Linked DNA regions of Mus musculus: region 2 is linked to region 1. The links are chromatin contacts, found by Hi-C or POLR2A ChIA-PET in ENCODE. All regions are on one chromosome and are shown on one strand. The core of a region is the stretch at or near the end of the contact, and the rest is flanking DNA. Distances in the headings are between cores, read along the strand shown.

Region 1 (7,832 bases), core at 2,808-5,307:
AAAGAAACATATTAAAGACAAGATTAAAAGGAGGAAGGGTTTGGGTTCCCAAGCTCCTTTCCTCGGCTTCCTATTAGGCAGCCCAAAGGGGCTGCTTGTGTGACCTTCCCCTTTTCAGTGGAAATTAAGAGGTAAGTTGTCGTTGGCTTTGGCACATATTGACAAACAGGAGGAATAAGGGAAAAAATATCAAATAGCCCAAGTATATGCTTTTTTTGGCATTCCAAAAAATAAGACTCACAAAGTGCTACTGTAGTCATATAATGATCTACGATTACACCATTAAAACAGTCAAAACCTATATGCCCCAGTACAGGGGAACACCAGGGCCAAAAAGGGGCAGTGGGTGGGTAGGGGATTGGGGGTGGGTGGGTATGGGGGACTTTTGGGATAGCATTGAAAATGTAAACGAGGAAAATACCTAATAAAAAATAAATTAAAAAAAAAAACAGTCAAAACCTGTTCTGAATGTGAGAATGGGCTGGATGGGTAACGTGACAATGAGAAGGTATGACCTGTGAAACATGGTGAACTTGGCTTTGAGTTGTAGTGTGGCTACTTAGCAGGTAGGTACTTTGGGACAAAATCTCCAAGTTTCAGTTTTTACAAATGTAAAATGAGAATACAAATATCCTGTAGTGCCATTTTAAACAATAAATGAAACATGCTCAGGAGACATTCACAGGCCTCAGGAACTCCAGGAGAAGCTAGAGTACAGCCCACCATGAAGCCAAGGTTTAGTGTGGCAGCCATGCGGCTGAGTATCTGGACTGTTAGTGAAGAACTCATCTTAAACTATATTAATTTTAGTTAGCCATTTGTGGCTTCGGCTACCATATTGGGTAACTAAGACGTCGTAAAAGCCATGAAAACGAAAACTTGTTTGAAGTTCAAACTCTGTATGGGAAGAAATCAGAAAGGGGTAAAAAGACAAGACCAGTAACAGGATTCTCTGTAAGTTCAGCCCTGAAGCTCTCTACCACAAAGTATATAAACTTTGTGGTCAAACATATCTGGATTTCCCAGATTTATTTATGTGATCCAAGCCAGCTTACTTAAACCTCAGACTCATGTGTAAGGCAAATACTTTGCAGAAATGACAAATGCATGATCCAACCCATTCATTAGATCATTAGATGCTTAGGAACTGCAGTTTCCTACATGATCACACTATCTTTCCAAGCTGGCCAAGTACCTGACTATTAGAGTATAAAATACTATACTAACAACAAAGTCAATGCGTTCTGGCAAGCAGTCGGCAATGAACTACATTTAAAATATTGCCATTTTAATTTTAAGAACTGGAACTTTAAAGATACACAGCTGTAAGAGAATGTGTCCAGTATTATGGAGAAAAAAAAAAAAAACCCTCACAGAACAAACCTTAATCCTAAAACCTATCATTGCAGAATGGAATACACAGTGGTTGGAGAAAACAGTAAGCCTGCTAGCTCTTGGCTGAGTTTTTCAAATTACTAAGATTCTCAGGTAAGGAGAGCTGTAGGCTGAATTGTAACACCACAAAATTACTGCATTTATTTGAGGATAAAATGAAAGTTACAGGCAAATTTAAAATTTACATTTATATCCTAGCAAAACATATGGCATCAAGTCCCCTGGAAAGTACCTCAATACTTCCTATCCCTGAAAAACAAAGTAAGATCACGAGATGTTCTGGCTCCATTTAAGTTTGTCCGAATAATAAAACCTTCCAGATAGTCCTATTAGATTGTTTACTGATACCAGTAATAAAAGAACAAGGAGGTGGTTCTCTGTTCTTCTTGTTTTCAGACGGGTCTCACTATGCAGCCCCAAAAGGCAGAGACCTTACAGAGGCCTGCTTGCCTCACTCCAAGGCCTCCAGGATGGTTCTTCACTATTATCAGTGCTCAAGCCCAGGGACCCACTCTACAGCACACCTCTTAGTTTTCAACCTCTGCTGCGGTTGCCATGGAGACTGCCAAACTGACTCTTTCCGGATGTATAAGGACTGATAATGGGTCTTTTTACAAATACTCTAGACAATCTTTAACCACTGAACACACTTCAATCCAATGAGGGAAGTGTGTAACTTGGTACAAAATCTGTGCAAATTCTTCACTTTTAAAAGTTTATTTGACTTGGTCCATGTAAACAAGGTACTTGGGTCCTATTCTCTTGTTCCACATGCTCTTAAATTAAAAAAATAAAAAAGTACTAACCATGGGAGCTGATGTAAGTAAGGAGACATGATTTTTGTGTTTATATATCCAGAAGGAAATACACACACACACACACACACACACACACACACACACACACAAAGAGATTAACAGATCCAACATCAAATGCTTATTTGTGTTTCTTAGCTCTAATCCAATCAACAAACCAAAACACTCCTAAAATAGCATCCAACTGAGCATAGAAATTAGAAGCGTCTTCAGTGTCAATAAATCAATCAGGGGCAATAAGGAAATTAAAAGGAAACCTAGCTTAAAAGTTGGATGCATACCTTCCAATAAGGGGTCACTTTGGTCTCTAGCTTCATTCTTACAACTCACGCTCTCTCTTCTCCTCCCCCTCCCCTTCTGTCTTTAAAGTTTAATATTAAGCACTGCATAACCAGGCCGCACAATGTTGTTCAATTTTATGGGCTACCAACAGATACCCGGGGTCTGAAGTTTATTTGCACAATCTGCAATATAGATTACCACTACACTGCAAAAGGGCCTCTAACGGCAACTACCTTCCACGTAATTTTCTGAAAGTAAAGTTGTAAAACCTTCAGCACATGCAGGGCAGGGGGCGAGAAGTTCGACGCTTCTAGGTTCGTGCCCCCCCTCACCCCCCCAAGGCGTCTCATTCTGCTAAGGGAAAATACAATAATTTATTTTCAACGGGTATTTGAATACTTATTTTACTATTAGCAGAGAAAGAAGGAGAGGAGGGAAGGAGGGAGAGACTGAGAGAGTCGGAGACAAGAGACACGCCTGCCTCCTGGGCAGATGAGCTCCACCCCCTACACTCAGGGCCAATATCTTTGCCAGTCTTACTTATTAAGGTTTACGTTCTGGTCCGTCCTCATTTTACATACAGTTGTTAATCTTGGAAAGCATCTTGGAGCCCAAACCGACTTTTTAGAAAAAGAATGAAAACGAGTCCGGGGTGGTTGTGAAACCGAGCTCCAGGGCTTGGGACTTGAAACTACGTGTCCCTAGCCCTGACTCTCGGCAGACAAGTCCGGAGAAGGGAAAAAGTAGGCAAGTGTCAAACAGACAACCCAGAATAAGAAGAAAGCTGTCTTAACACTGGGCCAAAAACTTTGGATCGCCACTTTAGCCCTCTTGCCCCGACAAAGCCCAGAAATCAAAACGCTCCGAGGAAAGGTTGAACGCCAACGTGACTAGAGACAACTCTTAACAATTTTGAGAATTTCAGCCCCAGGAAAAGCTGCGAGGAGATACGGATTGGGAAAGGCAAGGAACGCCGAGCGCAGGTCTGTGGGGCGCCACTGAGCCCCCCACGACGCCCGCAGCTGGGGGCGTGCGCGGGGCTGCGGTCCAGGAGCGGGGCCGCGGCGGGGATAGGGTGTCCCGGATCCCCACCCCGACACCCCTCACTCCTCACCGGGGCCGTAGAACTTGCTGCCTTTGGTCACGTCGAAGACTTTCCCATTGACCGCGAGCAGGATGCGCGGCGTGCGCGCCCCGTCGTACTGGCGCAGCTGCTCCAGGCTGAAGTCCCGCTTCTTCATGCGCGGCAGCGTGGCGGCCGGGCTCTCCTCGCCCGCCCCGGGTCCCGAGCACAGACCACGCCGCCCCCAGCGCACCCACAGCCGGTAGGCCCCCAGCAGCACCAGCGCCACCAGCGCCACGTTCAGCAGCATCTCCCCGCCCGTCGCCAGCAGCGCCGCCACCCAACTGCTCCTCGCCGCCGTCGCTCCGGCGCCACCCGGGCTCCCGTCGCCGCCACTCTCCCCGCCGCTCCCCAGGGTGCTTAGCTTTACGTCCCCATCACCCGCCGCCATCACTGCCCGCCAGCGCCTTCCTCCTCCCGCCCCCTGCCCTCCCCAAGCCCGCGGCCCTGCCCACCAGGCGGCGCTCAGCCAATCACGTGAGGGGCTGGGGCGTGGCAGCGCCGGCTGCTTATTGGCTGTTGGCTGGGTAACGTTGTCTGGCTTCGCTCTCGCAGCTCGGGCTCTGGCTGGCAGCGCGCGCGGGCAACGCCCCGCCCACCTCGCCCCACACTTCCCTGCTCTCACAGCCCCAACGCTTTCAGCCTGGGGAGTGTAAGGGAAGGGCGGGGCTGAAGAAAAATAGAGTGTGCGTGGGGCGGGGGGGGGGTGGGCCGAGCCGGCTGTGCGCGTGCGTACTCGCGCGTATGGGCGGAGCGCCGTCAGGGCGCGTGCGCGGGCCCTGGGACGCCACGCGCTGGGCTCTTTTTAGCAACCCCTCCCTGCTGCGCGCGCGTGCGCCCAGAAGCGGCTTCTCTCTGAGACGGCTGGTTCGCGTCTGTGACGACGCACGGCGGAGGCCGCAATAGAGCGTGAGCTGCGGGGCCGCGTGTGAAGCTGGGCTTCGGGCACTAGCCCTAGCAGCGCCGGACACTCGGGTCCCGGCCCACGCTGCTTTTGGGCAGTGCTCCTAACAGGAGTCGGACGCAAGCTCTTCTGCGCTTTGCTCCCCGGCGGTGGGCGTGCGCGGATAAAGCAGCCTGTGGCTCTAGCTCCATAGCCTTGCTCGGGGCCTGCGAGAGTGCTTTCCAGTGTGAATTCCACCCATCTCGCGCCCTCAGCTAGTTTGACAGGCTTCTGTCACTCTGCTTGTGAGGAAGGAAGATGCATCCAGGGAATGGCCAGTTCCTTATAACTTTGAACAACCGGGGGTGGGGGACAGGTATAGACGAATGGTGGCAGCCTAGGGGTGAGCTACCCGGCATAAAGGAGCTGACTCAGAAAGGAGCTGACTCAGGCTTTGGCGTGAACAGTATAGAAAAGTAGGGATGGGCTTTTCTGGCTGCTATTAGTTTTTAGGTAACTGTCTTTAGTGTCAATGGACAGGAGAGCCCTACCCACTAACGGTACTGGTGATCATAACTTCCCTAGAGAGGTTTTAACACTCGAAAGGATGGGAAACCAGCCATTGTACATAAGACTCATCGTGGCTTTTTTTTGGGGGGGGGGGGGGGGAAGGTGCTGAAATTTTTTTCTGTAATGGATTATATATTTAGGTGCTGTGGGCCATAAGGTCTCTCTGTCCCAACTGTTACATAAATAATAGAGAATGAGCATGATAGTGTTTCTATTAAAAATGTACTTAGAGACACCGAAATTTGAATTTGTCATGAAATACCGTCTTTTTGTTTTTGAGACGGTTCAGTGTGTTCCAGATTGGCTTTGCACTTGATATGTAGATGAAGATGGCCATGAACTTGCATACCAGCAAGCACATTCCCTTGCCCATCATTATGACTTTTAAATCACTTAACGTTAAAGTCGGTTCAGCCCCTGAGTAGGTATAGAAACAGCCTGTAAGCTATATTTTGCCAATCCCAGTCTGAGAATTTTTTTTTTTTTGAGTCAGAGCTGTTGTCTTTAATTGAGAATTAGTAAGTGACCATATAATCTTTACACTGCAAGAACGGGAGTAAAGCCAGATTGGCACAGGCCAACCTCAGTAGTCACCAGAAGGGTTAGAAGTCACAGTTCCTGTGGGACTTGCTAACAGAAAATGGAGATGTCAGTGATGGAAACTGGTTTTGGGAAAGAACGGTGGTAGCAATCTCAAGTATCTGTCAGTTGAAATAATGGCAGTAGGAAGAAAGGATCTCGGAGGTTTCATAGTAGGCATCTTTCTGTTCAGAATTGGGTCACAGGCTCTCCTTAAAACATTACCGTTTAGTGAGATTGCCTTTTGTTACATGGCTTTGGGGAGTGCTTAGGGAAGACTGTACTGGACATGGGGCCATGGCTGGTCACTTAAGGCATTATGACATGGAAAAACCTCTTCCTTACTAGTGCAGACTTGCTCCCTTGGAGGGTGCTACCAACTGAGAACCACTGGTATTAACTTGGCCAGGCATAACTCTGAGCTAAATTATGAGATAAATTTGTGCTTCGCTTAAGTGGTTTAGAAGAGAAGAATTGAAAAGCATTGTATTTCTGTTGCCTCCTACATGGGATGGGCAATGTTGGATTGCTGATACTGTCTGGTGAAGCAGAAAGCTTTATGCCCTTCCTAAAACAAATGTCTTGACTTCACATTAGAAACCCTACTCTCACTTGGAGTCCTCTGAACAGGTTATCCTTAAGGTTAGCCTCCTGAACTAGTCCAAAGGAGTTTTTTATTTTTTCATTTTATTTTTGCACTGTCATAGTAATGTCTTCTAGTAGAATATTCCCGCTTTGAATACCTCAGTAACTTTCCAGCTGGTGCTTTCCCAACTTCACTGCTTCATGAAGGGACTCATCTTGTATTTTAATTTCCTTAAATCAAACATCAATCTCAGGGGCCAGGAGGCGGGGACTTAGCAATTCAGACAAGCTGTTTGCATTCAGGGATTTCCATAAATCCCTGTGTGGCCCCTTGTCTTTTCTTAGATAAACTAATCTCTGAGACGTCCTCCCTTAAAGTGATGCGTTTTTTTCTCTATCTGTTCTTTTCCTCTAATGACTTGTTCCTGGGCCCCTGCTCGCTGTGTTCATTACCTACTCCGTGACTGCTCACACTGCTTCCTCGCTGGATGTCCTTACATTTCCTCCTGTCCAGGATCTCTTTCCTTTTCCTCTGCCTGAGGCCTGTTTGATTTCTTTCTTTGCATGTCTATGGATCTCTCCCCTATACCACCCATTTTAGCCTTTCTTCCTAACTGTTGTATTTTTACTTGAGGTAAGAGTTCACTGTGTGGCCTCCAGCTCTTGATTGTCCTGTCTCATCTGCTGGGGTCACAGATTGGCCTCAGATTATTGCATTATTGAAATTCTTTGGATTCCAAGGTTCCTCCTTGTTCATTGTTGATGTGCTTTTTCTGATTCTTCTCTCATTTTTTCTTCTCTGCCCATCACTTTGTTTCCTTAGCACTGCATGCACCTTGATTTATCAGTTATCTCTGGGAGATGCACCTCTGCTGCTCTAACGTCTCTCCAAGAGGTATTACTGCTAGCCACACCAGAAGTCATTTGTGTCGCTTCCAAAGAAAAGCTTGGAACACCTGTGCACCTTGCCAGTACTCTCTTCTTTTGCCAGGAGACAATTAAAACAAAACAAAACAAACAAACAAACAAAAAACTATTGTCCCATAGCTACCACTTAATTTTAAACAGCCAGGCAACTTTTATTTTCTTTCCTGGTTTTGAGTTGGCAACTCGTGCGGCATCATCTAATCTTGCTTTGAGGTTTCTTCACATGGCTTCTCTAGAAGAATAGCCTGCTCAGGGTTTGGAAAGCAAAAGGGCAATACCTTCTAGGTCTTTCTAAGTCTTAAGTTGGAAACAACACATTTCCATTGGTGAAAGTAGCCATAGGTCTAGCTGAATTGTAAAATAAGGGGAAAGCAAGTATCAATGAAGAAGGGGATGTGGTGGTCCCCAATTCTGTTTCAAATGATGGCTGATTTCCATCATTCAGAGTCCTAGAGTGAGGATGAGGCAGAAAAGAGCTGCTAGCTAACACATGGCACCACACAAATGAGAAATACATCTCTACTATTTCAACTCACAGATAGCTGAGGTCGCGCTAATTACTTTGCTGGACTGATCAAAGACTGGTAACAGAAATAGGGCATTGATATAACAGTCTAAAATACAAGGCGCTGACATACATGATGTATTAGGCATTACCATGGCTGGGTAGTAG
Region 2 (7,832 bases), core at 3,298-5,797, 330 kb after region 1:
CATTGCTTGTTCACTCAGACCCAGCTCCTGATAATAAAATATTCAAATCTGATGGTAAATACGTAGGCAGTGGAAGAGTGAGTCCACGCACTGACCCTGCAGGCTGGTCTCACTGTAAGTTACTGCAAGCAAATCCTCTGTAGATAAAGGAAACTCTTGCTTATGAAAAGCCTCATTGATTACAACTTGAAATTGCTTTTCATGTGCCCTCTTCCAGAGCCAAGGAGAGAGCAGAGAAAATGTGTGCCGTGGGAAAGCTGAGCGCCGCTTTTCTTTCTCTTGGGAATAGCATTCTGAAAGGTGAAGTGTACACACAACAGGAGCACAGCGAAGGATTCAGCTCCACGGCCGTCAGGATGCCAACAGTGGCAGCTGCTGTAGCTTTAAAAAGGTAGAGCAAATGCCAATGCAGTGAGCAACGTTGCTGGTCATAGTAAAATTAAGCAAGATGCAGTGCTAATAGCCATATGAGGATAGGAAGGACATGACAGGTCCGGTCCTTTCCAGATAAACAGAAATGTAAACAGATTGAAATAATCAGATGAACACCCATGTATGGGACAAACAGATGGCATGTAGGTAAAGGCACTGGCCATCAAGAAGCCTGACGTCCTGAGTTCGATCCCTGGGAACAACACTGTAAGAAAAGTCCATGTCCTGCAAGTTGTTCTTTGACCTCTACACACATGCTGCCACCACACGCACACACACACACACACACACACACACACACACACACGAATTAATGTGAAAAAGAATCCAAGCAGTAGTTACCTTCTGCCCCCACTGTAGCCAAGAGCTTTCTAGGATCTACAGATATTATTTTCTCATTGCTTTATCAGTGGTGACACTGACAGGACAAATAGATACACGGGAGTCGCAAGCTACTCTACTGAGCAGACACACACTTTGGGAAGCAATTTCATAAGTTGTGTGAAACTCCTAGGACTTCCCGTTTGCTTTGCATTTCCTCATGAGCATCTGTCTTTTTCCTACTAGGTACCAGACCTCACCAGAACATTTTCCAATGATTGCTGTCAGTCAAGCTGTGCCCACAGGCCTGAAACTTCCTGTTGGAAGGCAAAGCAGGGCTGCCTATCTGCTCAAAGTTAGGAGCACCATTCCTTTTTTTTTTTAATTGGATATTTTCTTTATTTACATTTCAAATGTTATCCCCTTTCCTGGTTTCCCCTCTGAAAAACATCCTCCCCATATCCCTTCCCCCTCCCCCTTCCTCCTGCCCACCAACCCACTCACTCTCTGCTTCCTGGCCCTGGCATTCCCCTATACTGGGGCATGTAATCTTCACAAGACCAAGGAACTCTCCTCCCATTAATGACCGATTAGGCCATTCTCTGCTACATATGCAGCTAGAGCCATGAGTCCCACCCTGTGTTTTCTTTGATTAGTGGTTTAGTCCCAGGGAGCTCTGGGGGGTACTGGTTAGTTCATATTGTTGTTCCTTCTATGGGGCTGCAAACCCCTTCAGATCCTTGGGTTCTTTCTCTAGCTCCTTCATTGGGGACCCTGTGCTTCGTCCAATAGATGGCTGTGAGCATCCACTGCTGTCTTTGTGAGGCACTGGCAGAGCCTCACAAGAGAGAGCTATATTAGGGTCCTGTCAGCCAAATCTTTCTGGCATATGCAGTAGTGTCTGGGTTTGGTGGTTGTAAATGGGATGGATCCTCAGGTAGGGCAGTCTCTAGATGGTCATTTCTTCAGTATCTACTCCACACTTTGTCTCTGTAACTCCTTCCATGGGTGTTTTGTTTCCCTCTTCTAAGATGGATAGAAGTATCCACACTATGGTCTTCCTTCTTCTTGAGTTTCATGTGGTTTGTGAATTGTGTCTTGGGTATTCTGAGCTTCTGGGCTAATATACACTTATCAGTGAGTGCATATCATGTATGTTCTTTTGTGATTGGGTTACCTCACTCAGGATGATATACTTCAGATTCATCCATTTGCCTACAAATTGCATAAATCATTGTTTTTAATATCTGAGTAGTACTCCATTGTGTAAATGTACCACATTTTCTGTATCCCATTCTTCTGTTGAGGGACATCTGGGTTCTTTCCAGCTTCTGGCTATTATAAATATGGTTGCTATGAACATAGTGGAGCATGTGTTCTTATTACATGATGGAGCATCTTCTGGGTATATGCCCAGGAGTGACATTGCTGGCTCCTCAGGTAGTATTATGTCTAATTTTCTGAGGAACCACCAAACTGATTTCCAGAGTGGCTGTACAAGCTTGCAATCCCACCAGCAGCGGAGGATAGGAATGCCATTCTTATCTCATCTCTTTCTACACCTCTAAAGCAAGCTGGATTCACCCACTGTGCTTTTTCCTATCGACCCAAGTTAGCATAAGAATCCATAGGGAAGATCAGGACAAATGGAATAGTTAGAAAATATTGAAGAATTAAAAGTTGTAGCAAGCAAGCCATTCCCTGAGGGCGGGAGTTCAGGAGAGCTAGCCCTGCCCCTCGTGAGTGGTGGCATGGGCCGGGGATAAATGCTTTCCCTTCAGCCTCTCACTGCCTGTGGCAGGTGAGTGAGCTGCCTCCAAGGGCTTTAGAGTGGTTGAGCCAGCCCAACACATGGGTGAGCTAGCACGGGGCAAAGCTGGAGATCTTGCCCTGGGTGTGGGTGCAGGAGAGCTGGCAGACTGACCAATTCAGCTACCACCCAGGCCCACATTCAGGGCTTTGAATTGGCCCACCCGAACATCTACCACATCTATGAGCTACTGGAGCACATGAAGGGACCAGTCCTGCAGAGATAAAGCTGCAGGGTCTCCATGGATATGGAGGGCAACAACAGGATATCCAAGAGGAGCCCCGGTGAGGATCCAGTATTGACAGTTTAGCAGAAGCCAGAGGCTTCAAATCATACCAGACTCATTGCAATGAACATTTGCAAGTAAAGACATTTGGACAAAACTGTATACTGTATGATACCATGACACACTGCAGCTTCATTAGTGAAATGAGTTTGTTTGTTTCTTCTTTCCTTTCTTTTAATTTATTTTTATTTTTTTGTTTTCTTTTCTGAGGAGGTTGCAAGGACTGAGGGCAGATACAAACGGAGGGGAAAGGAGTGGGATTAGAGTGTGTAATATGAATCAAAAAACGTTAGACAAAAGTTGCAACTGGCAAGCTTTGTATTGCTAGTGAAATTTCAAACATTGTCAAATACTATTTTTTTTAATAAATAAACATATTGAGGGTGTTAAAATAACTGTCAGCAACATGCAATTCAGTTTCATCAAAGCAAACCCAGTTGTCCTGCGATATACAGCCTAGGTTCACATTTGCAGATGACATTGCCTGGTATAATAGAGAAAGCTTAGCAAACCCAGATGTGAGTTTGCAGTTTATCACTGATTGCTTACTGTCTTTGGTTGAGTACCCTTCTGTGTGCTTCAGTACTTTCCCAGAAGGCAAGAAAGATACCTGACTGAGTGGGCCATTGGTAAGGATGCAGCTTTAGAAGAACCAGCCTAAAACAGAGCCTGATACACAGGGACTTAATGGTAAGCCTCCATGTTACTTATCACCTGAGCACAAGACTCTCATGACAGTGACAGGTACAAGGACCCTTTAACACGATAAATACTGAAGGAACAGCTGTGGTATTAGATATAGAGAGTTTGCCTAGTACTCATTTAGTCCTGGGCCCTACTATCAGCACTATATATGCCCCCTTTTAGTGGCTCAGGGCTGTAATCCCAGCCTTGACAGGTGGAGGCAGGAAGATTAGAAGTTCAATGTCATCTTTAGCTAGATGGTAAATTTGAGGTCAGCCTGATCTAAATGAGAACTTGTTGCTTTTTTTTTTTTTTTAAAGAAAGTAATAAAAGGCCTACAAGGAACTGGCAGAAGCAGGGAACTGTATGATGCCACCAGGGAGGTCTCAGACCATCCGGCCCACTACACCAGTCACAACGCATGGACAAGTGAGTGCAAGACGTTTTGAGGCCTGCAATGTGGCTAGTAGGTGAAAGTTGGATGATCTGAGGTCAGCATCTGGAACTCTCCCGTGGAAAGGAGAAATGACCCCCTACAAGTTGCCCTCTGATCTCCACACAGATGCCATGCTCACACATGTGAGCCCACTCGTGCCTGTGCACACATGCACGCATGCACACACAGTCACTCACGCTTTCATGTACACTAATAAATAAAATTTATTTTTTTAAAAAGTAAAGTTTTTAAAGTGAGCAATTTGCGTGGAAGCAAAAATAATAGGCGAAAAATGTGCTTAACCAATAAAAAATAATTTTGCCCACTTTATCCAGAATTAGCCTAGTGGTGTCTGTTACCCCTAGCCCCTTGCGAGCTCAGGAAAGGGCAGATTTCTCAGTGGTTGCAGAAATGTCAGTGTCGAACGCTTCCCCTCGCCTCCTGTATTGCAAACCTTTTCTCTCTATTGCCTCATTCCCCACGCACCTCTTATGGGCAGTTTGCCTAAGATTTTCTTCCCGTTCTCCCTGTGTGGCCACGTGGCTAGGCTGACATAAGCTTGTCGGGGTGGAGTATATGCGTGCCAGGATGCAGGCAGGCAGTCATGTGACCTGGCCCCAGCAGCTTTGAATCTACCACGTCTGAGATTTCCATGACGCACCTGCTGCCGTCACACCCCCTCCCTTGTAAATAAATAGTCAAATCTTTTCTGAAAGTGACTTTGACAAAGAGCAGCTTAAATCCGCCGAATTGTGGGCGAATGACCTGTTATCTAGGAGTAAAACAACTGCGGATAATCACCTCCTTCGCCCCCATCCCCACCCCTGCCCCCGTGTCCTTTGCGCTTCTGCTGACCACTTCTGCTGAGACAAAAGGACAGGATCTTTAGAGATCGCTCTGGCTTGATTAGCATGCTGATCTAGGAGGCAGGTTTCTGGGTTCTCACCCAACTTTTTGGCTGCTATTCAGAGGATTTAACAGCGCTCTTTGTCAATAGTATAGTGTACAAAGCCCATCTAAAAATAGAACATTTCCAGGGTCTGGATCGCGTGCGTAGCTTGAGTGGCAAAGGCTGTGTTGTACAAGACAGATTACAGGCAAGTTACTCCCCGGTACTTTATATGCAGGGCTGTTCACACGCTTCGTTTTCGTCTGGTTGGGTTAAATAATGCAAACACATTTACCAGTGTACATGGTTGTTTATTTGTGCTCTGGAGAGTGTGTGTGTGTGTTTATGATGGAGAGATCTACATGTTCTGCTCTGTGAAAATCAAACAAAGCTGTCCCCAATGAGGTCAGTGGTGGAGTTAAGCAGTGTGGCCCACACTCCTGAGAGCCACTGACTGACACCCGGTGGTTGTTAAAGGCAGGTCCTGCTGTGCTTGCTGCCCTAGAGGATTTTTGCAGGGTGTGGGAGTCAAATAGAGGCTCTGACAACCAGTGGGTCCCCTGGATCTAGATGGAGCCTCTGTGATCCTCGTGTGGGAAAGTTCTGCATGATGGAGAGTTTCTCACCCTGTGACAGGTGGCTTGCTCTTCCCCTCCCTCACTCCTTAGACTGGGTGGGCTTGCCCCACCCCCATGCTGAGGTGGTTGTCCTTGGTGAGTGTGGAAGCAAGAATCACTGAGATTCAGAGAAGCCAACAGAGGGAGGCACTCACAGGAACATAAAACCAGAAAATTATTTTCTGAACCAAAGACGCTGGGAACGGGTGTTTGAGAGCCCAAACGACACCTTCTTCTGTTTTGATCTATAACTGGAGGGTGTTCCTGTATCTTGGGGAGAGAGGAATTTTTGCATGCCAAAACACAATGCAATGATCTTTTACATAAATAACCTTTAACGCACTTGGAGAGTCACCCTCGGTGAAGGCTCGGTCTTTCTGGCAGGTGGACTTCCTTCTAGGATACGGAAACTCAGAACAGGGACAGTTCTTGGAGGAGCTGGGCCAGGAAATACGATATAGAAGATTTAAAAAACCCAGCCTGTCATTTTGGCAAACTCTTCTCCTACCCAGATTTTATGGCTTTAAATTGATACACGTTGGGTGAATTGGGTCTGACAGTCTAGCGGCAGTCCATATTGATTCCCCTCTCTCCCTTGCTTCTGTGGGGTGACTTTGGAAGAGTCATGTGAAGTTACTGCTTCCCCACCCCAACCCTGCATACAATCCTTATCTATGGAACCGGGAGAAGAGCCGAAGCAAAGCATTTGGTACTTGGTAATAGAGTCACTGTAATCACCATTGGTCCCCGCAGCCTTACTTGTTGATCTCTCTCAAAATAGGGGTCTTGATTGTTGACACTGAGTGTCATCTGGAGAGGACAGGGGAGTCAAGCCTCTCCTCACACCTGTGAGGGATTATCTAGGATTAAGTTAACTAAGGTGGGAGACCCTCCTTAACCACGGGAGGGTCGAACCATTTTAAAGGTGAAGGTAATGAATTTTATAGGTGGAAGAGTAAGGAGAAGCTTCATTCTACCAGTCACCTCTCTCTGCTTCCTGAGGGTTGAAGCAGTGTGACTCGACTTGCCAGCCTCCTCTCCAGCCAAGATGAAGGATAACCTGTTCAACTGTGAGCCAGAATAAAACCCTTCTTTCTTTAAGTTGCTTCTTGCCAGGTATTTTGTTATAGCCACAAAAGAGTAGCTAATGCAGGCGTCATCTCATACACTGAATCCTAAATATTTCATTTATAATAATTGTATTTAAATGCAAGTACAGGAGTCTTGTGCCGTGCTGCATGGGTGGAGGTCAGAGGATGGCTTTCAGGAGTCGGTTACCTCGTCCCACCGTGGATTCTGGGCATTGAATTCAAGTCAATAGGCTTGCGTAGAAGTATTTTACCTACCGAGCTCTCTCTCCAGCCCTTTGACACACCACCACCGTCATCACTATTGTTATCCTGACCATTGAAGAATGAGTCACTCATCAGAACGCAAGAAATCAGTCAGCCCTTTATCACCAGCTCGACCATAATGAGGGTTAATTTCTCCTTGGAACTGATTTGAAAGATAACATAAACCATTATCTTGGTCATTATGGCATTTCCTCAGACTGGATTTTATTTTTCATGCAAAAGGAATTATGATTTTTCTTCAATAAGACAGATTTGGGTTTACTTCCCGAAAGAGCCAGGAGAACAATGGAAATTTCATCTCTTGTCTGAGACGGAACATTCAAACCAACAAGGGAACAAAACCAAACCAAGTGTGAAGAGCGTGAGCTCGGGAGGCACCTTGCACAGTTCCGCCGTCGGAACGGCCAAATGGCTTCCTAAAGTGATGGGCACAGCACAAGATGTACCAGTGTTTATGAAGTTAGGGAGGTGCATGGAATAGTTCTGCAAGAGAAAAATCAGAGACACTCGGCAAAATGGAGGGTGACACCTTCCAAGATTGGCTTCCAGCACTGGCTTCTAAACCCACTCTGCAAAGAATTGCTGTTACAAAGCCTTATTTTTTACTGATTTTCACCTGGGAGTTAACCAAATCCCCACATTAGACCATTGCTCTAGCCAAACACTTGAGAAAAAGCACCTTAAGAAAACAAGGAAAAAAAAAAAGCCGGGCGTGGTGACACACGCCTTTAATCCCAGCACTCGGGAGGCAGAGGCAGGAGGATTTCTGAGTTCGAGGCCAGCCTGGTCTACAAAGTGAGCTCCAGGACAGCCAGAGCTATAAAGAGAAACTCTGTCTCGAAAAAAAAAAAAAAAAAAAAAACAAAAACAAAAACAAAAACAAACAAACAAACAAAAAAACCAAGGGTTTGTTTGGGCTAGCAGTTAAAGGATACACAGCTTGTCATGGCAGAGAATGCACCGAGGTCAGAGCACAAAGTGGGTCGGAGGACAAAGCAGCTT

Evidence for each region. Hi-C counts contacts between places; a loop is a spot of excess contacts on that map. ChIA-PET counts read pairs that join two places held with the same protein, here RNA polymerase II (POLR2A).
Region 2: a map of heart shows a loop between it and region 1 (1.8-fold over the local background). The contact joins the enhancer-like site here to the promoter of Pgrmc2 in region 1. A Hi-C loop is called at or near these places in 1 of 37 maps with a recorded cell type or tissue (heart). POLR2A ChIA-PET finds 5 or more read pairs at or near these places in 1 of 5 experiments (Patski).

What each region holds. Positions count from the first base shown.
Region 1 is chr3:41,078,989-41,086,820 of GRCm38, forward strand. Pgrmc2 (progesterone receptor membrane component 2) reads right to left here and starts at 4,058. Exons shown (of 3, transcript NM_027558.1): 1 at 3,607-4,058. The coding sequence starts at 4,006.
Region 2 is chr3:41,404,069-41,411,900 of GRCm38, forward strand. No RefSeq gene overlaps it. Among named protein-coding and RNA genes, the nearest start is that of Gm25487, 33 kb to the right of the region's middle. Within about 2 kb of position 4,548, at least 1 of the 3 ENCODE cell types and tissues checked has a DNase peak (open chromatin) inside an H3K27ac peak, as active enhancers do; it is heart, where a contact is called at or near this core.